Linked DNA regions of Homo sapiens: all the other regions are linked to region 4. A link is a contact called in ENCODE Hi-C data. All regions are on one chromosome and are shown on one strand. The core of a region is the stretch at or near the end of the contact, and the rest is flanking DNA. Distances in the headings are between cores, read along the strand shown. Region 1 holds the start of FBXL3 (F-box and leucine rich repeat protein 3). Region 2 holds the start of CLN5 (CLN5 lysosomal BMP synthase). Region 3 holds the start of KCTD12 (potassium channel tetramerization domain containing 12). Region 4 holds the start of MZT1 (mitotic spindle organizing protein 1).

Region 1 (7,087 bases), core at 3,551-6,050, 4.3 Mb after region 4:
ACCAGAACTGGGCCCCATAGCAGGAAGTGAGCAAGCTTTACAGTCTGAACTCCTCCTCCTGTCAGATCAGCAGCTACATTAGATTCTCATAGGAGTGAGAATCTTATTGTGAAATGTCCACATGAGGGATCTAGGTTGTGCGCTCCTTATGAGACTCTTAATGCCTGATGATCTGAGGTGGAACAGTTTCTTCCTGAAATCACCCCCTGCCACGGACAGGCACTGGGCTATGCTATGTGTTACTGCCAGACATTTCTTAACTCCGCCTAAAATAAGCAAAACCACCCCTACTATGAATTGTTTGGTCTGGAATGTAGCTGCTTCTTCAAACACATCACTTAATATTGCACTGTTTTCCCCAAGTTGTGTTTCTGAATTATACCTATTTGTTTATTCTATGTATTCTTAGCACTTTCATTCCATTAGTTTCTTTGAAAGATAGTTTTTTCATGGCAAAACAGTATTATGGCTAAAGAGAATGGGCTCTGGAACCAAGCTCCTTGGGTTTGAATTCTGGCTCTACCTCTCACTGGCTATGTGGCTTTGAGCAAATTACTTGATATTCCTGTGCTTAAATTTCCAAAATTAGTTTAATAAAACAGGGTTTCTGTGAGAAATGCAATACTATTAAGGCTTTTCAAAGGGGAGATACGACTGTTGAACTGTTGAGATATGACTGTTGTGTAGGAAAGCAGTCCAGCATTAACGACATTAAAGTACACAACATGCTAAAAACCAGGGTTACTACCCAGAAGGCAGAGAATGATTCATTCATTCATTCCGTTCACTCATTCATTCATTCCGTTCACTCATTCATTCAAGATGGGGTCTCGCTCTGTCACCCAGGCTGGAGTGCAGTGGCACGATCATGGCTCACTGCAGCCTCGACCTCCTGAGATCAAGCAATCCTTCCACCTCAGCCTCCAGAGTATCTGCATGCACCACCACACCCGACTCTATTTTTGCTTTAAAATGGAGAGAGAGAGAGTGTGTGTGTGTGTGTGTGTGTGTGTGTCAGAGAGACAGGGCAAGTGAGCTTGTGTACGAGAAAACACACCCTGGAAGTAGACTCACTGAATTATTATAGTAACCAACAGTAGACGGCAGATTACAGGTAATTTTTTTTTCTTGCAAACATCTCTTCCCTTTTTATGTTTTACACATTTTCTTTTACTATCAATGCATTACCGTGTAATCGGACTTTTTGGAAAAGTATAGCAGGCTCTAAACTAAATGGCTGCAGACCACTCACTGGTAGTTACTTAGTTCAGAGCCTGTAATACTTTTGTTTCTAGAGAACAGTTCTGGCAGGGTAGTGGTTTCGACCTAAACTTGGGGTCACAATCTTTCAGAAAGATGGCTTGTTGCTCCAACACTCCTCTGGCCTATCAGCATAAAAGAATTTCTCATTCCTGTGTGAGATGAAGGATATGCATATGCATTACTGTAAAACAAATGTTTCTGCAGACTTTCTCCACCCAGTACCTCGCAAAACTTGTGAAAGAGGATTGAGGGCTGGAGAGTAAAAAGAGAATGGCAGAGGCCTCTGACCTTAATGCCATGAAAGTCAGTCAAAGACGTCTTAGCATATGTGCAATAAACTGCCTATTCTTCACTGCTCCTATTCCCAACTATGTGAATAAAATATATTACGTATACCCTACTGATCAGGGAGAGAACAAGAGAGAAAATAGAATGACAGAGGTGACAGCAAGAAGGTAGTCTGATGGAAGACTGGAAATTATGTGTGACTTGAGATTAGTTTTTTTTTAATAAGTTTAGAGAAAAGTGTATAGTCTACACTGTAATCTTTAATATTAAGTCTCTTCTAATAATAATCCCTCACTAGAGGCTGAGATAACACTGTTATTATGACCCATTTTTCTGCTTTAACTTACCCTGAAGGCTTACTTTAATTTTAGTATATAAAATTTGGGTCAAAGAACAAAGTGTTTGCTATCCAGAGCTTATAATTTCTCTTCTGACCACCTAAAACTACTCACAATTTTGAGATACAGAGATTCAAAAAAGAATGACAGTCTTTGCAATTTCTACACCTTATTATAGAATACTGATTGCCTGTTTCTGGAGAACAATCTTCTAAAACCAGAACTAGACAACTTAAAGACGGAATGATTCATTTTACTTTAGAGTATATGGATATATAAACAAAAATAAAATGGTAGCCTTATTCACATAATAGTCTTTGCTAATAAATACTTTGCTGGTCCTAAAAATAGAAACTTTCTTTTGTCTATTATAGTACTGTTTTAAATAAAATGTACTTAAATACCTTTCCAAGTTCAGGTTAAAGAAGTTGACAAAATTTTTTTTAACAGTATGCAACACTAAGGGACAGTATCTCTTGATCTAGATATAAAAACACTATATGATCACCAAAGCCTATTTTAAGAACTTACCAGTTTACAAATAGCTGAATTAAGTCTGTTAATTGTCATACGTAATATGTCTATGTTACAATTATAGTGCATTAAGCAATTGAAAAAAATGTAAGGCCAAATTCCAATAAAAATATCCTCTGCACTATCCTCATTTGTGCATGAAAATAACAGAAGTGAGTGGACACTTAAAATTTTAAATGTCAATTTTTCCAAGTTGATTTCATTTATGTATGAAAAAATTTACACTACTTTAATAGTATCTTATTAAATCTATTTACACATGAAACTCTGCTATACATAAAATTAAACATCTCAGAGCATCTTCCAGCCTGCAAATAATTTACATCAATGGACCCTATAATTCCTACTTTTGTCAAAGTGAAAACACCTCCTATATTTGAAAAGAAGTGTGGAGAACCAAGCTGTACTATAAAACGTCAATGAGACATTCTAGACTCTAGAAATCTAGAGCACCAAAACTAGGCCTCTTCAGGGCTCTGGCAGTTTAATTTCCTGCAAAGCTTCTAGGCCCCAAATAATGCAACTTAGGCCACCACAGCTTTTGGTGAGGGACTGATATGACTACAAACTGCTAAATAGCAAACTACTGAGGAAAGACCACAGACTAGCTGAGCAGCACAAGGAGTTAGTGAACTAACTCTATGTTCCATAAACTTTCCAGGTGGGCGCGGTGGGCCACGCCTGTAATCCCAGCACTTTGGGAGGACAAGGCGGGCGGATCGCTTGAGCTCAGTAGTTTGAGACCAGCCTGGGCAACACGATGAAACCTGTCTCTACAAAAATTAGCTGGGCATGGTGGCCCATGCCTGTAGTCTCAGCTACTAGGGAGCCTGGGGTGGGAGGATCGCTAGAGCCGAGATCGCGCCACTGCACTCCAGCCTGGGTGACAAAGTGAGTCCTTGTCTCAAAAAAAAAAAAAAAAAAAAAAAAACTTTGAAAGAAGCAACTTCATTAGGTGAAGACCGGAAGTGAACAGCTAGCCGTGTGCATCGTTGTATTAGGCACTTTTACACTGGGCATGCAATAATTTTAAATGCTCATTTGTAGTTAACTCTAAAAAGCCTATTTTGGCATCACAGTTCCTTTCTGTTCTGCTTTTACTAATATCAAACTAATATGCATTCTTTGGCTGAACTACAAGAATAAAACACTATAAAGAGGTTAACTCACAACTAAATGCTTAGAGAGCGCACAGTGGCGAAAATCTGTCTACAGGTCATATAGATAGATAGATAACTGATAGTTGATGGTATTTTTATAAATATTTCAGAGATAACAGAAACTAAGTTACTTTTTTTTCAAGTTAGAAAAGGAGGATTCTAATTAAAAAATCTGGGTCACTCAACTGGATATCATTAGCAACGACAAAATAAAAATGATCTCTCTCACCTCTCAGCTTGGAGATACAGACCATTTACTGGGCTGCTTCCTGACCCCTGTCTGCAACCCCACCTAAAGGACTGCCCACGCCAAAGGCAGACGCGAATCCGCTCAACACAAGTTGACCAAGTTTTTCGCCTGGCTAAGCGGCAGGGGCGTCCCCTCCTCCCTGCGCCACCTCCCCACCGACTGGCTTCCCCTGACATTTCTCATGCGCCCCACCCTGGGCAGTTTGCTTTGACATTTCAGTGCCTCATTGCTCAAGCTACCAGCACGGGCGTAGCCGACGCCGGGAGAGCCCACAGAGTGCGAGCTCCATGGTGCCTGTCACCAGCCCCCGCCAAGGGTCATAAAGCCTGGCAGGAGCCGCGGCGAACCCGGGAGCGGCGGCGTCGCGGGCAGGCTGCAGGCGGCCGCCGCACACGCACCACGCCTTGTTGACATGTTTGGAAGCAGGCACGGCGGGGAAACGCCCCCAAGCAAGCTCCAAGGTCTGGGTGCCGCGCCCCGCGCCCCGCCCGGCACTCCTGAGGAGCGGCCCGCGCGCGCCCCGGCCCCCGCGCCCCCCCCCACCCCACCCCACCCCGGCCCGCCCACAGACGGTCCGCGGTCCCTCCCCGGCTCCGCCGTCGCAGCGGGGCTCGGCCCTGCCCCTCCGCCGTTACCTGCTGCCGGGGGCGGCTTCCCCCACACACCACCCCGTGCTCCGGGGACGGCGGCGGCTGCAGGTCCCGCGGCTCTCACATGAGGCGCCCCTGGCCCCCCGCTTCGCGCTCCCGCAGCCGCGGCCCCCCGCGCTCCGCCCGCATCCGAGGCGCTGGTCCCGCGGAGGGCGCCAACGCGGCTCCACCTTTGCGGCTCTGGCTGCCCAGAAAGAAGCTTTCCTTCTCAGTCCCGCGCTGTCTGTGTTCAGGGATCCCCGGCGCCGCGAGAGACTACCTCAGCGAGCGGCTGCCACCGCGTAAGCTTCCTGCACCTGGGCCACAAACAGCGAGTCTAAAATGGCGCCCAGGGCTCGCGGCCGCGCGCTTCCCTGGCGCGTCCCCGCCCAAGGGGGCGGGAAGGGGGCGGGGGGGGGGCGGAGCCCGGCGGGAGTAGGGCCGCGCCCAAGCGGGAGCGCGCGCTGCGGCCGCCCCAGTCTCCTTGCTGTGGGACGAGCCTCTGCCTTCCTGCCAGAGATGTGACTCCCGCTTGAAGGGGATTTTTTTTGTTGTTTTGAGATGGAATGTGGGAGGGCTGAAGCTAGCTATATGTGGAAGAGACTATCTGTGGCTGAAACTGGAAGGTTTAGGGAGGTGGAGCAGAAAAAAGAAAGGAAGGAGTCTCGCCGGAGCCTGCTGGGGACCGCGGCCCGCGGGTGGCCGCCCCGGATGCCTGAAACCGAGGAGTTAAATACAGTCTCCGAAGACCCGCGCATCGATGTGCATAAGTGGTGCTTAAAAGATGCCAAGGAAATGTACCAGAATAGTGAGAGTATTAACGCTGGGATTGCACATGGTTTTTGTTTTTCAAATATTTGTATTTCCCAATATTTCTAAAGTGGCTTTTATCATTAGAGTTATTACATTTTAAAAACGACATTTGCTTTATGAAATAGAGTCCTGAAATTTGTAAATAGCTTTTGAAACGCAATGGGGAAAGTAAAGGATTACAAAGCTGCTGAAAAGAAAACCTCTGGTGAATCCTTTTGTAAATCAAGGCATCTTTGTAACTGCTACCTAGTTGACTTGTTTTAAAGTTTGGATTTTTTGATACTGCGTTTTCTTACAGTTAGAAACATTCTTAGGTGCAATATCATTAAGTTGAATCATGCGCCATTCCTCTCTACACCTCCAAAAAAAAAGAGAGAAAGTAGTTTTCCATTCAAAGATGTCTTAGAACACTCAGACCCATGTATAAGACACTGAAAAGCAGTGGTGCCCAGGGAGCTCTCCGTTCTTCCCGTTTTCTCAAGAAATTGAGCTAGGAAGCCATGTATAAAGTTACGTCGAAGTTCAGTGTGAGGCCAGGAGTGGTACAGGCTTATGTCTGTAATCCCAACATTTTGGGAAGCCAAGGCAGAAGGGTTGCTTGTGGTCAAGAATTGGAGACCAGCCTGCGCAATATGTCCAGACTCTTGTCTCTACAAAAAAATAGAAGAGTAATAATTTTAAAAAATCAGACGAGCTTGGTGTAATCCCGGCTACTACTCAGGAGGCTGAATCGAGAGGATGGCTGGAGCCCAGGAGTAGGAGGTTACAGTGACCTATGATGTCACCACTGCACTTCAGTCTGGGTGAGAGAGTGAGACTGTTTCTATAATAAAATGAATTCAATGTGGGGAAATGCCAGTGTTGTTTGTTCGGTGTTTTTTAAGGGCCTGTCAGCTGTCAGATCACTGAATCAAACTGTACAAAGCCTCTAGTAGCATAAGAGTGTGGATTTGCCTGAGCTGCAACATTTGTTTAGGTCCCTCAGTGACTGGATGATGAGGAACAATAGGAAGTTCTAAGAAGGACAATGATAATTATTAAGGAAAAACAAATAAGTCAAATACAGGCCCATTTATTTAAAGTTGGGTGAACAGTATAAATGATCAGCAAAATACATTAAACCAATTCAGTAAACATGATGAGCATAGGTTGCATTACGTTAATATTGTATCACATTACGGTTATATCACATTCCAATCATAGTTCTTTTTTTTCTTTTTTCGCCATTATGATCTATTCTCCTCCTAAACAAGACAAGGACCTTGGCACACTTGACCTATTGAATACCCCTTTTCTTCCCTGTTATTGGCAAATATTTTATTTCACCTCATTTTTTTTGAAAAAAAACGTTTATTTTTTAATCAGTCAGTACTTATTTACATTTATCAATTGTATCATCAAGATCAGTGGCATGGTAGGTGGGAGAAAGGATGAGTGTGGAGCACATTGATCCAACTGGGAAAAATAATTTATTACTGACCCTGTTTGGAATTGCCAATGCATGTGGTAATAAAAAGCAGATGAACAATTAGTCTCTTTATTATTGTTTTAAATTATCCACAGACAATGTACCCCCTCCACCACGTAGAATGGTGTAGACTATTCCCACACCACCCCAGCCTTGGTACACCAATGATCAGGATAGATTAGATTATGTTGCAGTAGTTCCTTAAATACCATCTTGTAATTCCTCGTTTTTGATGACCTTTACAGTTTTTAGGAGTACTGCTTTAGTATTTTTGTAGAACGTCCCTCAATTGGGGTTTGTCTTAGGTTTTTTTCTTATAATTACATGGGGACTATGGATGTTTT
Region 2 (6,340 bases), core at 435-2,934, 4.3 Mb after region 4:
TTTGAACTCGAGCCATCTCTGCTAAAGGCATGACTTTAGTCACCCCACTGCAGTTGCTTCTCTTTGCCTCCAAGAAAGTCCAATCTGATGGGCAGATTGTGCTTGCAGATGACTGGATTAAACTGCAAATATCTCATGAAGCTGCTGCCTGCATCACCGCTCTCCAGGCAGCCACGGAGGCTCTGGTTGTTGAGGCCATCTACTGTGGCCCTCATACATCATACTGTGTATGGTTCCAGGATTTGTAAATGCTCTAATCAATGTTTTTTTTTTTTTTTAAAGCTGTTCCTGCTGATTGCTTTTTAAGCTAGGCTCAAGTGTGGGGCCACGGAATCCTTCAGGTGCCCTTCAAATCAGACATTACATTTCAGCTCTCAGGGCTAGAATGCTTCCCCCTCTTATCTTGGGCAGGTCTTTGAAGAAGCCAGTTTAGCCTTGGTAATTTTGAATTTGGCCATAGTATACGGAGGAGAGCTAGGTAGCTATCAAAACGCTTAGACAAACGTATGGTAAAATGCAGCCCAGCCTGAACCTCCGCAAAACCCCCAAACCTGGAGCAGCAAGTGGGCAAAGGAGTGTGTGTTTGGGGCAGGGTACTGAGTCCCATATGTAATCAAGAGACCTGGAGGGCCCAAGGAAGTCAGTGACACCCCCACAAGCTACATATCCTCCAATGGATTGTGGTGGTCATCTCCGGCTACCGAAGCCACCTTGCTTATTCCCATAGGCTTACAAACATTATGATGCTTCACACGAGTTGTGGGTGAAGTGAAGGAATTGGAAAGTCCCGGTCTAAGGCCCTGCAAAACTGCTGTCTGGTAAAAACAAGTGACTATGGCAAGGCCCTGAATGTACTACGTATAGACTTAAGTCAGTATTTGTGCCTAACAGCAAAGCATGCCACAAGAGGCTCCTCAAAAGCCGGGTAATTGATGCCATTGTTTTCTTGACCTAGTTGAAGAGTCAAAGAAGAGAAGGTGATGCAGAAACTTCTTTCCAGTGAAGTGACAGATCCAAGCAAGGAACACCTGCCTGTGAGGGGAGCGGTAGGGGAGGGGGTAGATTCGGCAGCACTCGGGTAGTGGCAGGGACCACATATTGTCGGTGTTAACCACTGTTATCACTGGCCCAGGTCGAGTGAGGACGAGTCATTTCCCCACTAAGCACTTGGGGAGTGGCAGGGACCACATATTGTCAGTGTTAACCACTGTTATGACTGGCCCAGGTCGGGTGACGACGAGCCATTTCCGCACTATTGTCCCTTCTTCCTCACTGCACCCCCAGCCCTGCACCCTCAGCTCCAAATACACATTCTCGTTCACTCAACGTTTGTTGACACCTAGCGTGGGCCCTGTGGGATGGGGTAAAAGTTCGGTGTTGGGAGGAGCCCCGGTGACAGATTTTTGGTTTTGGTGGTGGCTTTTGGGCAAGGACAGGTCAATTCATAAAAGATGACGCCCCAGGTCTGGATCGAATTCTCCTGGGAGCCAGACCAAAGCACCTTCCTGGACTGCAAAGTGTGGAAGCCGCCGCGGGCCGGGCGCGGGGAGGTGTCATGCGCCGGAACCTGCGCTTGGGGCCAAGCTCTGGAGCTGACGCGCAGGGGCAAGGCGCCCCGCGTCCCGGACTGGCGGCTCCGCGCATGCTCCTCCCACCGGCGTCGCAGGCCTCGAGAGGCTCCGGAAGTACTGGGTGCAGCCTGATGGCGCAGGAGGTAGACACGGCACAGGGCGCCGAGATGCGGCGGGGCGCGGGCGCGGCTCGGGGACGCGCTTCCTGGTGCTGGGCCCTGGCGCTGCTTTGGCTCGCGGTGGTTCCGGGCTGGTCCCGGGTCTCGGGCATCCCCTCCCGGCGCCACTGGCCGGTGCCCTACAAGTGAGTGCGGCGGCGCGCGCACTGTCGGGGTTGGGGTCGGCGTTGACGATGGGGGATGGGGTGCTGGGGCGGGGACCCCTGCTCACCGTGGTTTGTGTCGGGTCACGAGATGGTGCGGGGACAGCGCCGGGTGACGCTCGGAGCGCACTTGAGAGCAAAGTTGAGGACTGGGGAGTCGCAGCCGCTCGTTACGTGCAGCCCTGGGACCTTTCGTCCCCTCTGGTCACTTGCGGCAGACTCAGGACAGTCCTGAATCGTGGAAGAAGAAAAGGAGAGTAATGTTATTTAATGGAGGGACTTCTGGGTACAAGTAGCTGATTTCTTGAGTAGTTTAAAAACACTGTCTATCGCATTTATTTATATCATGCACTGTCGTTAGTTATTACCGCGGAACATTTGGTACAATTTACTGGGCGACCAACTCGCTCTGGTTTGAACCTGATCAGAACCTGATCCGAAGTCCTTATTGGGACTTCCCAGTTTTGCCCTCAAAAGTCGCGCATCCCGGGAATCCCCGTCTCCTGCAGTCCTGGTTAGACCGGGAAGATTGTCACCGCTTTTGTCCAGTCTTCAGCCTGGAGGTAGGACGCCGGTCCTAAGTCGGGGACAGAGCCCGCACACCTGGGAGGTCGATTCCAGCCTTTGACAGAGAAGACACAGCCTCCGGCGGTCAGAGATAGCTAAACACAGAGAAAGAAAACATGGTGTCAACATCAGGCAGGAGAAAGACCAGCAGTTTTTGAAAACAGCTATTTTTCTTTAAACCAAAAGCATCATTGGACATAATTTTAACTTACTAGCATAAGTAATCAACAGCTAAAACTGCACACAACAAACCTGAAAAAAACAGCTATTTTGTATGACAGTATGAGTGGGAAGGAGTTCTGCCTGCTGCGGGTCAAATCTGGCTCTGTCATCACCAGGGATCTTGGGAAAGTTACTCAGAATCTCTGTGCCCACATGCCCTGAGTCAAAAAATAGGAATAGTGGTAGCACGTACCTCATAGGTTTGCTGGAAGGATTAAATCTAGTAAAATGCCAGCTGTTGTCAAACCTAGATAGTGTATTCTGCTCACTGAAATGTTTACAACACTTTTTTGTTTTGTGTGATATACTACGTGGAAAGAGAAGTTTGTGGTTGAAGCTAGTTTTCTGGAAAATGTTAATAATAAAATGTTTGTAAGAAGTCAAAATTACTCAATAGAACAAGAATTGTAAATCCAAACGATTTGATTTAACATTAGGGCAAGGTGTTGACTATGGCTTTTTAGTGGATTTTTTTTTTAAGTCTCAGATATTAAGTACGTGCTCCCATCTAATTCCCTCAATTGAATATAATATTTAAGTTTATTAAGTTCACACTTAAATTACCTTTGAACTAAAATAGATTTTGCTGTGTCAGTGAAATCTCCATGTGATTATGTATTTGTTTAAACCAGGTAAGTGCCTATAAAACACTGTACCCAAGTAGCAGAAACTTTTGGGAGCGTCGTTAATAGTTTCGATTAGCATAAAGATTTTAACTTCTTAAGTTAAAATAGAAATTTTTGTTGATTTGTTAAGATTTGTTAGATCTGGCTACAACCTTGGGGATCTAGGATTCTTAGATAGAAGCTGTTGTCGCCACCACTTCTTTCTTTCCCAGTGCCAGATTATAGGTGACCAGTGTGTCTGTTGAGCTGAATTCAGCTGCAGTGCCCCTCGAGTCCTATTGCTGTGGCCTTCTCCGGTCTTCTTTTCTTGCCTGCATTGTTGAGGTCACCTTCTAACTGATCTCTCATGTTTTATTTGGCCTCTCTCCATACCCTCTTTTAATTCGTGAAATAAGGTTTACTTTATAGCAAATTCAGTCCTGTCAGATCTGCTACTTAACATCCTTTAAGTTTAGCCCTCCCCAATTATAAGGCAGGGAATTCCATGCACATTCTCCTAGTGACAAAATGACAGCCCCTGCCAGTCTCTTCCGTCTCCATTCCTGCGTCGAGGCCTGAAATCCAGTCTTCCGTACCTACCGGAGACCAAATGTGCCAGGCTTGTCTTACAATACTTAACATTTCCTCTGCCTTTCTGTCTTAACCTTCTAATCAACTACATTAAAAACCTAGGCCCGGCCTTCATCTCTTTCTTTGCCCTCCCCACCCCATTCATCCCATACCTGGTTAACAATGATTTGTCCTTCCTGTGTGCCCATAGGACTCATTCCTTTAGTCTAGCACATACCACACTCATTACTTGTTCAGTGTCTTTCCAGCTCCCACCCACAGTTCCATGAGAAAGGGAACAGTGTTTTAATTTTTGTTTCCCTCCTTCTTACTATAGTTCACTATATATGTAGTGGAGCCTCAATAAATATTGGTTGAATGAATGTTAATTCGTAAGTAAATATAAAATGTATTCTGTTACTCATAATTATCTGAATAATCTTAATGTATGGACTGTTTGTAAAATTGAACACATTGGAAAAATGTTCATTTATTCTGTAAACATTTGCAAATGTCTACTATGATCTGGAGCTATAAAAATTTTAAGACAAAATTCCTGTCTTCAAAATTTTCACAGTGGGATCAGGGAACAGGGAAGCCCGTATTTATCAGAGTGCTTTTAGTTTATCATTTGCTATTAAAAACATTATTGGAAGTTTGTTCACAAGATAACAAAATGTGTGTTTATATTTATTAACTATGGTCCGACCTTTGAATGGTCCCCTAAAAATGTTACTGGATTCTAAAAGACGTGAGAAGAATCAGATTCATTTTAGAATCTAAGTAGATGGTTTCTTTTTCTTTATTAGGCGCTTTGACTTCCGTCCAAAACCTGATCCTTATTGTCAAGCTAAGTATACTTTCTGTCCAACTGGCTCACCTATCCCAGTTATGGAGGGTGATGATGACATTGAAGTTTTTCGATTACAAGCCCCAGTATGGGAATTTAAATATGGAGACCTCCTGGGACACTTGGTAAGGATGCATCTTGGTCTTATAACTTTGGTTAATTCAATGATTTGGTTATTAAGTTGATTTTTAAGGAGTAATCACTATTTAGATGGCTGACTTTAGATCATGTTGGTGTTTGTCTTAGTACATTTAAAATGAGTAGTCAAAAATAGTTACTATCAGATTTTGTAATCTTGACAACAACAAATGTAATCACCATTATCCATTGTAATATTATGAATCTGAAACCAGCTCCTGTACCTAGCTCCTGGAAGGTGAGAAGAGGCCCAGAAGTGGCAGGGCAGGCAGGTAACACCTCTTGATTTCCATACTCTGTTGTAGTCACTTTTCCAGGTTAACCCATCACCATGTGAGGTCTGTAGAGCTGCTTCCAGAGACTGGCATGGGGGCTCCTCACACTTATTCTAAGCTCTAAGGAAATTATCAGCTTGTCCACATAACATGCAGGCCTCCTATTTGAGATGAGCCAAATAGGGGTGTAGTGGCCAAAGCTGGGGTGGATGAGGGCCTGGAGTTTGGGGCCACAGAGTGGATATGACAGTAGCAGCATGGAAGAACAGCTGAACAGTTGTTCTACTTGATATGCATTTGTGATGTGCCACATTTTCTCCTATCAGGTTACCTGGACCCATGGTTGTGTCACAGTTGCTTTTATACATGTACTGTCTTTACACAGAAAATTATGCATGATGCCATTGGATTCAGAAGTACATTAACTGGCAAGAACTACACAATGGAATGGTATGAACTTTTCCAACTTGGCAACTGTACATTTCCCCATCTCCGACCTGAAATGGATGCCCCTTTCTGGTGTAATCAAGGCGCTGCCTGCTTTTTTGAGGGAATTGATGATGTTCACTGGAAGGAAAATGGGACATTAGTTCAAGTAGCAACTATATCAGGTAAGTTGTGAAAATATAGCAATATTTGATCATTGCATCAAAAACCAAATGAAAGAAATTGTTATACTTCCATTGAAACATTTCAGTAATGTTTTACTTAGAGGTCATTTGTAAAATGTACTTTTGGAACCATTAAACTTTGGGAATTTTTTTCATCTCTTATTTGTATTTTTTATTTATTTTATTTGAATAGGTTTGTGGGGAACTGGTTATGTTAAGTTACATGAATAAGTTCTTTAGTGGTGATTTCTGAGATTTTTGCGCACCCATCACCCGAGCAGTGTACACTGTACCCAATGTATAGTCTTTTATCCCTCACCCCTCTCCGACCCTTTTCCCCGACTTCCCAAAGTTAATCATTCTTATGCCTTTGCATCCTCATAGCTTAGCTCCCACTTACAAGTGAGAATACACAATGTTTGGTTTTCTATTCCTGAAGAGTTACTTCACTTGGATGGAATTGGAGACCATTATTCCAGGTTGCTGCAAATGCCATTATTTCATTCCTTTTTATGGCTGAGTAGTATTATTCCTTGGTATATATACACCACATTTTCTTTATCCACTCATTGATTGATGGGCATTTGAGCTGGTTCCATATTTTTGCAG
Region 3 (6,553 bases), core at 1-2,500, 4.2 Mb after region 4:
AGGGGGTCTGGGGAGCTCACTCCCTGCAGAAGACGTACTCGGTGTAGCTGGTCCAGATCTTGTCCTCGCTCTGGTCGGTGCTGCTGGCAAAGGCGCAGGTGCCCGTGGAGCTGCACGCCACCATGTGGAAGCCCGACTCGGACAGCTTGTCGAAGGCCTGCTCCAGGAAGTTGAACTTGAGGTAATAGCGCGAGGTGTAGCGCTCCGGGGGACGGTCGGGGTCCCGGCTTTCGTTCAGGGTGTCCCCAAACACCTCCTTGGCCAGCGACGTCTTTCCGCAAACGGTGATGCGCGCCACTCGCCGGAACTTGGCGTCCGCCTGCGCGTCCCGCCCGATGGTGTAGGAGCCGCGGTAGCCGATGGTGATGTAGCCCGAGCGCCGGCTGCCGTCCAGCGACTGGGACGGCGTGAGCAGCGGGCCCGCCGCGCCCCCGGACGGACTGCGGCTAGCCAGCTCCAGCGTGGGCGACGGCGCCCCGGCAGAGGCGCCCTCCTGCTGTTCGGGCTCCGAGTAGCCAAGCGGCAGCAGCTCGTCACCCAGCGAGCCCTCCTTGTGCACCCCGCGCCGCGAGGGCGGCGGCCCCGGGCCGGGCTGCTGGGGCGCCCCGAGGCGGCGCACGAGCTCTGGCAGCTCGAAGTACTCGGCCTCGCGCTGCAGCCGGCTGCGCTCGGGGAAGTAGTCGGGCAGCACGAGCTGCAAGTCCCGCAGGTAATCCAGGATGTAGCGGAAGAGGAAGCCGTCCCGGTCCAGAAAGAAGCGGCCTTTGCTGTCCCGGGCCAGCTCCTGCGGCTGCTGCTGCGTGAACATGCGCCAGAGCAGCGAGTCGGGCACCGACACCACCGTGCAGCGCCGGGTCACGTACACCTGGCCCCCCACGTTCAGCTCCACGATGTCGGGGAAGAGCGGTGGCTCCGCGGAGGACGACGAGGAGCCACTGCCGCCCCCGCCGCCGCCCCCGTTGGGTAATCCACGTGTGCTGTCCGCCAGAGCCATGACAGAGAGGTGGCCGGGCCGGGACAGTGGCAGGAAGCCGCGCTGCACTCAGGAGCTGCAACCGCCTTCCCCGGAGCCCCGGAACCCGGACGCTCGCTCAGCCCTGCGCCCCGCCGCCGCCGCCGCCGCCACCGCCGCCACCGCCACCGCCGCCACCTCCTAGAGCCGCGCGGAGCCGAGCGGTGCGAGCGCGCCGCTGTGCGCCCCCTTGAGTTCCAGTGCGCTCCGCCCGCCTTGCCCGCGCGCTCCAGGCGAGTGCCGGGTCGCGGCCCGCGCGCTGCTTAAGTAGAGCCGCCTGCTCTGGTGCCGTGGCGCGCAGGAGGCGTGGGCGGCGGCGGAGCCTCGCTTACCGGGCGAGGGGAGGTGGGGAGCGGGGACTCGATTTGCATCTTAAACGCGGACGCCACGCGGGGCTGCTGGCTCCACCCCGGCTCGCGAGCGCTGGGGGCGCCCGGACTCCCACCCGCTCCCCACCCACCAGCCCCGCCCCGTGGTCCCGCCCAACTTTCTCCCTCTTCCGAAGAGGACCCGCCCGAGACTTGGCGGCTTCGGAAGACAGCTCCTTGGAGGGACAGTCACCGCGCCCCCTCCCCTCTCGCCCCAGCCCGCACCCAAGGACTCTGGAAGGAGGACGTGAACTTTCGGAAGCCTGTCGCCCCGGGAGTGGAAATGCGTGGCCGCCTCCGGCCCTCCCGCCTGCGGAACTGGGCGCTTCCAGCAGTGCAGCTGCGGCCTGCCATCGTTGGTTGTCGTGTCACTGAAAGTAGAGAGACGCGAAAAACCTGGAGAGACGAAAGAGCCGCCCCAGTCCGAGCGCAGCCAGATTTTGTTCAAGTTGCCTTGCAGCCAGCCTGGAAAATAAATAAATAAACCTAGAAACAAAAAGCAAACCTCAGTGTCCCGCAGTAGGATGCTTTACGATAGTTTATTTTCTGGCTGCAGAGACAAAATGAGATGAAGCTTCAAATCTGCTCTTAATTGCAATTCCCTCTTCCCGCAGGGCCTTCGAGGCACTTCACTTCGAAGTGAAGGGGTAAGACTCCGGAACGTTCGGTCTCCGGGTCCCATTCAGCCTTCGTTGAATCGCGCCCTTAGACTCACAACAGTTGCAGATCTAACGTAATTTTTAAAGCCACCTTTGGCGCCTGCATGTTTATCCTTCCAAAAGTCCAGGCGCCCCTTCTCTCCCGCATGCCTCGGTCACTCTTCGGCCCTGTCCAAGTTCCCGTCAGTCTCAGAAAGGGATATTTATATATCTGAAGGCCCTTGTCTGGATCCCATCTCTCAACTCCTGCTGCCTACACGTTTGCTTTTCCCCCTCGGACTGCAGCCCACAGAACCGCCCCCTCCCCCTGGAAGCTTTCCCTGGCTTCCCAGGTGGGTGGGGCCTCTGGATGGCTCCCTACACACTGTCTGCGCTGCTCCCAGCACGTTCTGAAATGTCATATTTATGAGTGATTATCTGATCACTGATTTGGGTATGAAAATAAGTAAGAGCTCCTGAATGCTGCAAAAAGAGAAGAGTGCAGAGGAGGGTGTCAAGAAATGATTGGGTCACTGAATGTTTCTTGTGTACCTGCTATTATTTGCAGGGCACCAGGGAGTGAGGAATGCAAAGGCGAATAATCTCCAAAGCGCTTTCAGTGTAGCCCAATAAGCAAAGGGTCAGGGGTCTGCGCAGTTATCACATCAGTTTGAAGTATAGACCACACATCAGGATAAATCAGGCAAGATCTTTGTTCTTGATAAAATTTATCCTTCTGTGTAACTACCCAGTGAGCTTCACAGTCTCCTCACAGATAAATGTCATTTTTATTTTGAAATGTTTATATCTGCTCAACAATTACCGCGCTCATGTCAGTGTGCTGAAATGAGATCAACCCCCAAACCAGTTATCTTAATTGCAAGTACAGATTTTGATACTGAATGTATTTCAACATTCTTTTTTTGTTGTTGTTCTGTTCTTTGGGATAAATAATAGATAACACAAAACTTCCAAGTCCCAGTGCAGGATTTCGAGGTGGTTGTGCTACTAGGCGTTATATTAGTGTCAGAGACCTGACAAAACCAGCCTCTTTTCTACAAATCCAAGAAAAGCCTTCTTTGTATCAGTTCTGCACATATTTTTGTATAATTACCATTGCTCATTGCATCAGCAAATCCTGCCAGCTCTGTGTTAAAAATCTTTCTAGACTATTAACGTATTTCACCATCTCCCTATCATCACCCTGGACCAAGCCACCATCATCTCTTGCCTGGATTATTGCACTGGTCTCCTAACTGCTTCTACTTCTGCTCCTACAGTCTTGTATCACCAGAACAAAAACAGGGACCCTGCTTATAATCCAAGGCTGGTATGTCACTCTGCTCAGAGCCTGCCAGTGGCTTCCTATCTCAGAAAGAGCAAAATCCAAAGTCCTCTCAGTGGCTTACAAGACTCTACATGTTTGGAGTTATCCCACCAGCACCTCTCTGACACATCTCCTGCCCTGCCCCCAGGAGCTGGCTGGCTTTAGCCACATAGCCCCTTTCTTGTTTTCTCAGGGCCTTTGCACATCCTTGTAAAAGTCTCATTTCTCCTCCCTCCCGTGTTCCTCACCTTGTTCAGGTCCCTCCCTTCTCACCTTCTTCAGGTCTGCCCAGCAAGACCTTTCCTTGATTCCACTTCTTAATGCAGCACAGCCTCACTGCAGCTTCCTCTTCCTTGCCTTATTTGTTGACTCTTTTCCTACATCAGAATATAAACTCCAAGACTTCAGCAGTTTTTGTCTGCTTGGTTCACTGCCACACCCCCACTGCCTAGAACAGAGCTGGTATATTACAGGCATTTGATAAATATCTGTTGCTCACGCAAGCATTCAACCACTATTTATTCAGGGCCTACTACTATATTCCAGGCTGCATGTTAAAAAATAATCACTGCCCACTAGGAGCTTATAGTCTTGCGAGGGAGACAAATAAATATAGTATAAAGATAAGTAAGCCTATTTCAGGTGGTGATAAATGCCACAAAGAAAATAAAATTATAAGATGTGATAGAGGGACTGAGTGTGGAATACTACTTTATACAGAGTGCCTGGGGAAGGCATCTCTGTGAATGTGACATTTGAGCTGAATAATAAGAAAGAGACAGCCATGGGAAGTTTTGGAGGAAGAGCATTCCAGGCACAGGGTCAAACAAGTTAAAGGGGCCTGAGTTATGAGTGAGCTCACATTGAAAGTTTATGTATTGTGTCATCTACTTGTATCCTGTGAATCTCCAAAGTACCCTTGAGATGATCAGTACAGAGTCAAATGTGAGTGATACCGTGTGCTTATTCACTACCTGCAGCCTACTATCATCATTCTCTACATCTTGACATAAGGTAGTCATCAACCACCAGCTAGTCTACTGCAGAAAAGCCATTGGTATTTCCTTATGGAAGCCAGGTAATGCATGAGAGATATAATAATGAATGAAACAGGTGATTTGAAACACAAGGAATGTTTTTCTAGTTAATTTTGTGTGTTCTGTTTCTTGCCTATTGGTTGGTATCACAGAATTCAAAAGGAAATACTACTGGGGAACTCTGATGCTGGGACTTGAGGGCCTGAGTGTTTATAAGAAGAGAGTCATAACTCTTTAGCATCTCCAGTATGTTAAATATGCTTGATTGCAAGGGATTGGGGAGGATTTGGAAACCCACTAGCCCTGTGTTTAGTCTCAAACCAGTTTCTAATGATGGTCATTGCTAATTGATGGTCATTGCTCCTTTTCAAGTAACTCTTTGTATTTTCCTGAATAAGATACAGTGTGCCTGCAAGTAACCTGTCCTTTGATCCTAAAGTGGAGGATACTGGAAACATCTCTGGACCTACATTCTCATCTCATTTGCATCTTCTCCCCCACCTACTGCCTTCTCTTCAAACCAGCTTCCCCTCCCACTCCCCACAGTAATCCTTCTTATCCAAAGTTTCCATTACCATGGTTTCAGTTACCCATGGTCAGCTGTGGTTTGAAAATATTACATGGAAATTCCAGAAATATAACTAATTCATAAATTCAAAATTGCACACCATTCAGAGTAGTGTGATGAAATCTCCCACTGTCCTGCTTCGTCTTGCCCTGGACATGAATATCCACACCTCTACACTCCCAACCCATGAGTCACTTAGTAGCCATCTCAGCTGTCAGATCAACTGTCTTAGTATCACCCTATCACAGTGCTTGTGTTCAAGTAACACTCAGTTTACTTAATAAATGGCCACAAATTACAAGAGTAGTGATGCTGGCAATTCAGATATGCCAAAGAGAAGCCATAAAATGCTGCCTTTAAGTGAAAAGGTGAAAGTTCTCAATTTAATAAGAAAAAAAAAGTTACATCCCAAGGTTGCTAAGATCTATGATAAGAATGTAGACATTGTGAAATTTCTGTGAAATTATGAAGGAAAAATTTGTGCTAGTTTTGCTGTCACACCTCCAAACACAAAACGTATGGCACAGAGTGCATGATAAGTGTGTAGTGAAAATGGAAAAGGCATTAAACTTGTGGATTGAAGACATGAAGAGAAACATGTTCCAATGGACAGCAATCAGGTTCAGTACTACCTACGGTTTCAGTCACCCACTGAGGGTCTTGGAATGTATACCCTTTGTATGAAAGGAGACTACTGTATTCTGCATACCAAAGATTTAAGGAAAGGAATGAGGAACATGAAGAGAAATATAAAGTTAAAGGGGAGGAAGAACTGGTGAAATGAAGTGAGTGCCTTTGAGAATTGAATGAATTTAATATATGTGAAAATGATCTGTACATTGTAAAACACCATTCAAGTGTCAGAATCATTATTTTCCACCACTTATCATGGTGCTTGACAAGTCTTCCCAATAAATACTGAATGAACAAATGAATGGCAGAAACATTAAAATGAACACTATGGGGAAAGGGGAAGAGAGGCAGAATCAGAAATTATCCTGAATAAATATTTATTCCATTTGTCATCCTCCTAATATGTGTGAATCTTTTCTCCATGCAGGCTTTAGAAGTCATTGACTTTTTGCATTTAGAAGGAGAGATTAATTGAATAACATTAAGTGAATCCGGAGGCAAAATGATCTTAATAAAGATTTGGTAAAAGATGTGACAATATTTAACCTGAAGAAAAGAGAACAAAATGTTATATAGGGTACACTGCCAAAATACTAGGTCTAAATTCCAGTTACTCAGGAGGCTGAGGCAGGAGAATTGCTTGAACCTGAGAGGCAGAGGTTGCAGTGAGCCAAGGTCGCACCACTGCACTCCAGCCTAGGCAACAGAGCGAGACCCCATCTCAAAAAACAAAACAAACAAAAAAAAAAAACAGGTCTAGACAGTAAAGAATATCCCAACATTGTATGATTATCTCTAGAGTATGATTTTTATGATTTATAGAACCAAACAAAGAAACAAAAGTTAACAATGTTGATATTTCTATACCCTTAAGATGGTGTTTGGAGCTTATCCAGGAAACAAATAATATAACAAGCATGTATAGAGTACTTACTATGAGCCAGCCCTATTTATAGAACTATACATGTAT
Region 4 (6,239 bases), core at 2,918-5,417:
CATATAATGGATCAAAGTCAAAATGCAGGTGCACAATACACAGTTCATTCAGCATCCCTGAGGGAAAAAACCAAAATTACCTTCAGGCTATGTGTATAAGGTATATATAAAACATACAAGAATTCTGTGTTTGGACTTGGGTCCCATCCCCAAGATATCTCATTATGTATGTGAAAATATTACAAAAAAAAAAATCTGAAATCCAAAACATGGTCCCAAGGTTTTTGGATGAGAGATAATCAACCTCTAACTATATGTATTTTGTGCCTATTATGCTACTGCTGCAAATACAGTTATGAACAAGGTATATATGGTCCCACTCCTCACAGATATTAGTCCAGGAGGAGAGATAGATATTAAAGTAATAACTGATTCCAGATATAAGTAAAATAAATAAAGAGTGGAATACTTCTGAAACAAATTACAAGGGCATCTTACCAAGTTTGGAAGGACACAGTGTTTAGCAAAGACTTGTCTGAAGAAGTGACAATTACACTTAGACATCAAAAGTGAGTAGAAATCAACCAGACTAATACAGAGGCAGGAGGAAGGGTGATGGTTGAGAGCAAAGAAAACAGCTTGTGTGATGGTCCCTACACTAGAGGGAACTTGGTAAATTCAGACCTGAACTGCTATTGTGAAGGCAATGTAATTAACGGGGTGAATGGGTATAAAATATGAGGTAAGTCCTAGTGAAGATCTTAGAACTGTGGAAAGCTACTGGATGATATAAAATAGGAACATAAAAAAATCAAACTTGCATTTTAAGGACTTTTTGGCTGAGTATCAAATGAATCTTTAAAAAGTCCAGTTATATCACAATTTTGATAAAAGACTGGTGGGTAGGATGAACAGGAGATATTTAGCCAACCTGAAATGAGTCAAGAATTGAAAGGGCTTAGTGAAGAACAGGAGGCAGAGGAGGTGAGAAAGCAAGACTGACTTCTAGATTTCTTTCTCAAATGTGCAACTGGATTGATGGTGGTAGCATGGACTGTTTCGCTGGTACTGCCTTGCAGTGCTAGTCAAATGGAATCTATATACCATAGATTCTCTTAACTCCTTTCTCTATAACGTGTTTTTTTTTTTTTTTTTGAGATGGAGTCTAGCTCTGTCACCCAGTCTGCAGTGCAGTGGCGCAATCTCAGCTCACGACAACCTTCGCCTCCCAGGTTCAAGCGATTCTCCTGCCTCAGCCTCCCAAGTAGCTGGGATTACAGGCACCCGTACTTACTACTAAATATATATATATATATACATATATATATATATATATATACACATATATATATGTAAAGTGGTGCTACAGGCCGGGCACAGTGGCTCACGCCTATAATCCCAGCACTTTGGGAGGCTGAGGCGGGTGGATCACCTGAGGTCAGGAGTTCCAGACCAGACTGGCCAACATGGTGAAACCCTGTCTCTACTAAAAATACAAAAATTAGCTGGGCGTGGTGGCGGGCGCCTATAATCCTAGTTACTCCAGAGGCCAAGGCAGGAGAATTGGTTCCCATCCCCAGCTTCAACCTGGGAGGCGGAGGTTGCAGTGAGCCAAGGTCGCGCCACTGCACTCCAGCCAGACTCGGTCTCAAAAAAAAAAAAAAAATAGTGCTATGATAAAGCCTCTCATAAGGAATAATTATCAAAATTAAAATTCAGATGCACAGGACGATTTTAGAGGAAAATAAAAATTAAGGTATAAAAAGCAATCAATAGAGAGTACCTAACATACCAAAAAGTTGAAAAGCAAAAGAGGCAACCATACACAGTGGGTTGCGAGGGGGGTGTTGTTGAAAAGGCACGACTATTTTAAGCGTGTAGAATTTTAGGGATATAAGGATGAAAGCAGAGATCTCATGCAGACCTTATTCTAAATTGGCAGAGATAGTTCTTTTCAGAGTGAGGTGCACAGATAATTTATTAATAGAAAGTTAGCCTGCTTCCTTCCATGTCTTTAACAAAATCCTTTCATTTCATGATCAAAATGCAAATGTAGCCAAGAGTTCTGCAATTCACATGACTTAAAGGGAGGTTCACAAATGCTACCATTGAGGGGAGAAATGGTATTCAAAAAGTTTTGAAAATTTTATTTTTGATCTCACGGGTTGATTTAAATACTGTGTAACACCACATCCCCTCTCCTTCATTTTTTGTTTTACTTCACTTTTTTGTGTTCTTACTCTCTTTATAATCTTCATTTCACACCAAGTTTTCTCAGAAGAGATCTTGATGATGCAGCCAACACAAACCATCAGTTCTCAATTGTACATCAGTGATTCCACCAGAGAAAATGTGAGTTTTCTGTTCAAATGGGATCCTGTGGCCATATACATAAGGAACCTAAGTACAGCTAACCTAAGAAAATAGGCTAGAAGTGAGGTCTTATACTCTACCTTTTTCCAAGGAAATATACAAGACAGTAAATTTATATTTATATACACACACATATATATATTCATACATAAATCCACTTACAAAATAAAACTATTAAGTGTTGATACATCGAAAAGGATAGAAAAATAAGCTGAATATTAAGAGTAACATTCTCAGAAAAACAGCAAGGTAGATACTGAACAAGTGAAAAATTAGATGCAAAGGCTCTAAAAGTGTAATTCTTTGAAAAGAAAACCAGGACCAGTGCAGAAAAAGCCAGCAGCCCCTCTGCAAGTGCTACATAAGAAAATGAGGCCGGGCATGGTGGCTCACGCCTGTAATCCTAGCATTTTGGGAGGCCGAGGCATGTGGATCACCTGAAGTCAGGAGTTCGAGACCAACCTGGCCAACATGGGGAAACTCCGTCTCTACTAAAAATACAAAAAATTAGCCGGGTGTTCTGGCGGGCACCTGTAATCCCAGCTACTCCAGAGGCTGAGGCAGGAGAATCGCCTGAACCCGGGAGGCGGAGGTTGCAGTGAGCCGAGGTTGCGCCATTGCACTCCACCCTGGGCAACTACAGCAAGACTGTGTCTCAAAAAAGAAAAAAAGAGCCTACGGTGAAGGAGAGAGAGATACAGCAGTGAGAATTTCATAGGGTTATCTTTTAACAGAGACGGAAGCTGACGTGAGTAGACCCTGGAAAACGTCTAGGCCCACTGCAAATAACAACATCGATCAAACACTCATAATACAGGTGGATGTGAGTAAAAAGGAGACAAAGAAAGAAGACTACAAGAGAGAGGCCATCTGAAATAATATAAAAATAATTGATCATCTTTGATATGTTTTTACATGGTTGTCTTATTTAAATATTCACAACTCCTGGAGGTAGGGTTTTATTTTACAGAAAAAAAAAAAAAAAAAACTAAACAGGCTCAATGATGTTTAAGTATCTAGTCCAAGCTCACCACAGGGGCATAAAGTGGCAGAACCGACATTAGAGGGTAGACAGAGGGTAACCGCAAGACACAAATTTCGTGTTCTGCAACACTTGTGTAGGCTTCACACACACGTGCCTCCGGGGCCGAAAACAGGCGACACCATAGCACTTGGGCACTGGTGTCACCCGCTTCAAGAGGAAACTAGGATAATTATGACCAAAGGGGAACTTGTTCATTCGCCGGATATTAAAGGTGCCTACTTAAGTGCGAAGAACAGGAGGCATAGCGGTGACCAAACACCTGGCCCCTGTCCCCGCCGGGATCCCAACCTTGGGGACCCCCGAAGCGCCCCGGGCGGGAATCGGGTGGGACGCGGCACGCAGGAGGGAACGGGTGTACTGGGTGGGGTGGGCGTGACGCTGTCACCGCAGGAGATCGGGCGGGTAGGGCGGACCTGGGATGCGGGATAGAGGGGGCGCGGCATTCGCGCGAGAGGGACGCGGTGCGCAACCGGCTGACTAGGGGCCGCAACGCCTAGCGCGCGCGACAAACTACGCAGCGGCGGAGACAACTCTCAAGGGATAGGGCCATCAGCCCTGCGGCCCTGGCAGGTCCCTACCAAAGATCTTGGAAGATGCCGTTTGGGGCACTAAGGGGACCTGAAGTCCTCCCCAGGCTCATTCCCGCCTGGGGGCCTTGGCTCTGGGAAGGCACGCAAGGTAAAGGGAGCGCAACGGAAACTCACCGTCCATGGTCTCCCGCACCGCATTCAGATTCGCCGCCGCGGCCGCCGCCGCCGCCCCAGCACCGCTGCTACTCGCCATGGCTAAGGCCGAGGGAGGCGGGAGAAGGGCCTGACCCGGAACTGGAGCGCCTTCCTCTCTCCGAGGCAATCACACAGCGCGTCTCGGCCCACGCCGGGCAGGCTCCGCCCCTCGCGCTCGCCGCCGGCGTGAGGCTGCGTTGATTTGAATTTGGAGCCACGTTCCTCTGCGCGGAACGTGGAGCGAGGAGTTGCCATTCGAATTTCCTACGCGGCCTCCGTGCGATTGGCTGGTTCGCGGATGGCGGGACGACACGATTGGCTAGTCGCTCACAAGCCCCGTGCCCTGGTTGGCCCAAGACAGCGCGGAAGCGGGGAGTTAAAGAGTCTATGCCTGTCGTGGAAGCTGGCCTGGCCCCCGGAGCTCCCTGGAGTCGGTACTGGGGGCTTCGTTTTGTACGCACCGGTAGGTACGCTCTTTGTGGTCCCTGGCCTTTCCTCCTGTCTGAATGGAGAGGTTTCTTTTCCCAGCTCCTGACTTGCCTGCCCGCTCGCCCCTGGTGAATGGGAGCAGTCAGGGAGTAGGTGTGGAAGAGAGGGGCACCAGAAAGAGTGGCCACGTAGGGTTGGGGGCGACGCCTCCTTCGCACTCCATCCAGGGAAGCCGGCTGCATCTCAACCTTCCAGAAGTAGACTCTTTTCCACCCCACCCCGCCAAGGTGTAGCCTCTGTAGCCTCCTTTGATTGCAAGTAATGCAGTCTCCCTTTCTATCCCGGGAGGGGTGGAGGGGAGGTCTTGGCGAAAGGAGGATTTTTGGAGGAAAGGGGACCCCAGGCAGTTAATTTCCTAGCCCCTGTCAATCATACTTCTCTGGCTAGGACTCATGTGCAAGAAAGGCACAAGCTTCCTCATCTCTTACCTGCTTGCTACAAAGAATTGTTTAATAGCAACTGTAGTTGGATAGGGTATCCGAAGAATGTTCATAGTGTTGAGACATGAGATGATGAATTTAAAAAAAATTGTAGCTATAAGTCCTTTAGTTGAGAAGAGATCTGGGCCTGTTGTAACCTTTAGTTTCCTCAGAGGCAGATCTGAATTCATTCATATTTGATTGCTGCGTATAAGCCACTTCACTTCTCTGAGCTTAATACTTTCGCAAAATAATATCACTAGTAAGTTACTGCTATAGCTTTCAAGGTTGTTTCGAGGATCAGTTGAGAACATTTATATGTGATACTTTTTTTGTAAGCTGTATCATAGCCCCAAGAGTGTGAGGTTTTGAGTTGTTTTTTGTGACACATTTGTCGAGTACATTTTAATAGTTAAAATTAATATCTATGGGACTTTGTAATTTTAACATGCATACTCTTGATTTCTTTTTAGTTTTCTCTCTGTGCTATGGGAGATGTCAAGGAATCAAAGATGCAAATAACACCAGAAACTCCAGGAAGGATCCCTGTTTTAAATCCTTTTGAAAGTCCTAGTGATTATTCTAATCTCCATGAACAAACTCTCGCCAGTCCTTCTGTTTTTAAATCAACAAAATTACCAGTAAGTTATTCCTGACTAGTGTTTACAACTAATTTTAAATGTAAGTAATTACAAATAATTTTAAATGTAAACATCTGTCTTTACAAGGTAAGGAGGAAATACATTATGGAGCATATATAGCTGCAATATACTTTTTTAAATTGTAGTGTTCATTATAATCTAGTGGTTAGGTTAATAAGTTAGCTAGAAGATTTTTTTTTTTTTAAGTTCAAGAACATACGTTAGCTTCCTGCAGTTGTGGGTGTAGCTACATTCTGTGGTTGACGATATAGCTACTAATACATTAGAGAAGAAGCTGCATCATCTAATATTCTGTTCTCACTTATTTGGCAAACATTATTTGAGTGTTGCTATGTGTCAGATACAGTGCTAAGCAGGGATTACACTGTGAACAAGTTAGGATCATTAGGCACAAATCCTTAAGGAGGTTATACTCCGATGTATGGGTCACAAACTTTCTGTTAGGGGCCAGACAGTAAATATTTAAGCTTTACAGGTCATTTGGTCTCTGTCACAACTACTCACTTCTGTCTTGTATCACAAAAGCAGCCATAGGCAATGTGTAAAGAGATAAATGTTACTCTGTTCCAATACAGCTTTATTTATG

What was found. Hi-C counts contacts between places; a loop is a spot of excess contacts on that map. Pooled maps may share reads with other maps.
Region 1: a loop to region 4 is called in a map of B cell, with 6 times the contacts of the local background. The contact joins the promoter of FBXL3 here to the promoter of MZT1 in region 4. A Hi-C loop is called at or near these places in 3 of 168 maps with a recorded cell type or tissue (B cell, CD4-positive, alpha-beta memory T cell and naive thymus-derived CD4-positive, alpha-beta T cell) and 10 of 50 pooled maps.
Region 2: a map of CD8-positive, alpha-beta T cell shows a loop between it and region 4 (11-fold over the local background). The contact joins the promoter of CLN5 here to the promoter of MZT1 in region 4. A Hi-C loop is called at or near these places in 4 of 168 maps with a recorded cell type or tissue (CD14-positive monocyte, CD8-positive, alpha-beta T cell and naive thymus-derived CD4-positive, alpha-beta T cell), 1 of 37 single-sample maps with no recorded cell type and 16 of 50 pooled maps.
Region 3: a loop to region 4 is called in a map of naive thymus-derived CD4-positive, alpha-beta T cell, with 9 times the contacts of the local background. The contact joins the promoter of KCTD12 here to the promoter of MZT1 in region 4. A Hi-C loop is called at or near these places in 1 of 168 maps with a recorded cell type or tissue (naive thymus-derived CD4-positive, alpha-beta T cell), 5 of 37 single-sample maps with no recorded cell type and 10 of 50 pooled maps.

Annotation. Positions count from the first base shown.
Region 1 is chr13:77,022,359-77,029,445 of GRCh38, forward strand. FBXL3 (F-box and leucine rich repeat protein 3) reads right to left here and starts at 4,801. Exons shown (of 5, transcript NM_012158.4): 1 at 4,469-4,801. RefSeq lists silencers at 4,342-4,401, 4,422-4,701, 4,872-4,921.
Region 2 is chr13:76,990,397-76,996,736 of GRCh38, forward strand. It overlaps CLN5 (CLN5 lysosomal BMP synthase), which reads left to right and starts at 1,685. Exons shown (of 4, transcript NM_006493.4): 1 at 1,685-1,875; 2 at 4,667-4,832; 3 at 5,506-5,731. The coding sequence starts at 1,703. RefSeq lists silencers at 1,019-1,108, 1,199-1,268, 1,729-1,968 and an enhancer at 1,990-3,189.
Region 3 is chr13:76,885,155-76,891,707 of GRCh38, forward strand. It overlaps KCTD12 (potassium channel tetramerization domain containing 12), which reads right to left and starts at 1,251. Exons shown (of 1, transcript NM_138444.4): 1 at 1-1,251. The coding sequence starts at 994. The coding sequence ends at 17. RefSeq lists an enhancer at 266-765 and silencers at 379-648, 1,049-1,478.
Region 4 is chr13:72,723,462-72,729,700 of GRCh38, forward strand. It overlaps MZT1 (mitotic spindle organizing protein 1), which reads right to left and starts at 4,168. Exons shown (of 3, transcript NM_001071775.3): 1 at 4,063-4,168. The coding sequence starts at 4,141. It overlaps BORA (BORA aurora kinase A activator), which reads left to right and starts at 4,462. Exons shown (of 12, transcript NM_024808.5): 1 at 4,462-4,546; 2 at 5,465-5,632. The coding sequence starts at 5,480. RefSeq lists silencers at 3,614-3,673, 3,629-3,810, 4,334-4,483 and enhancers at 3,904-3,973, 4,694-4,743.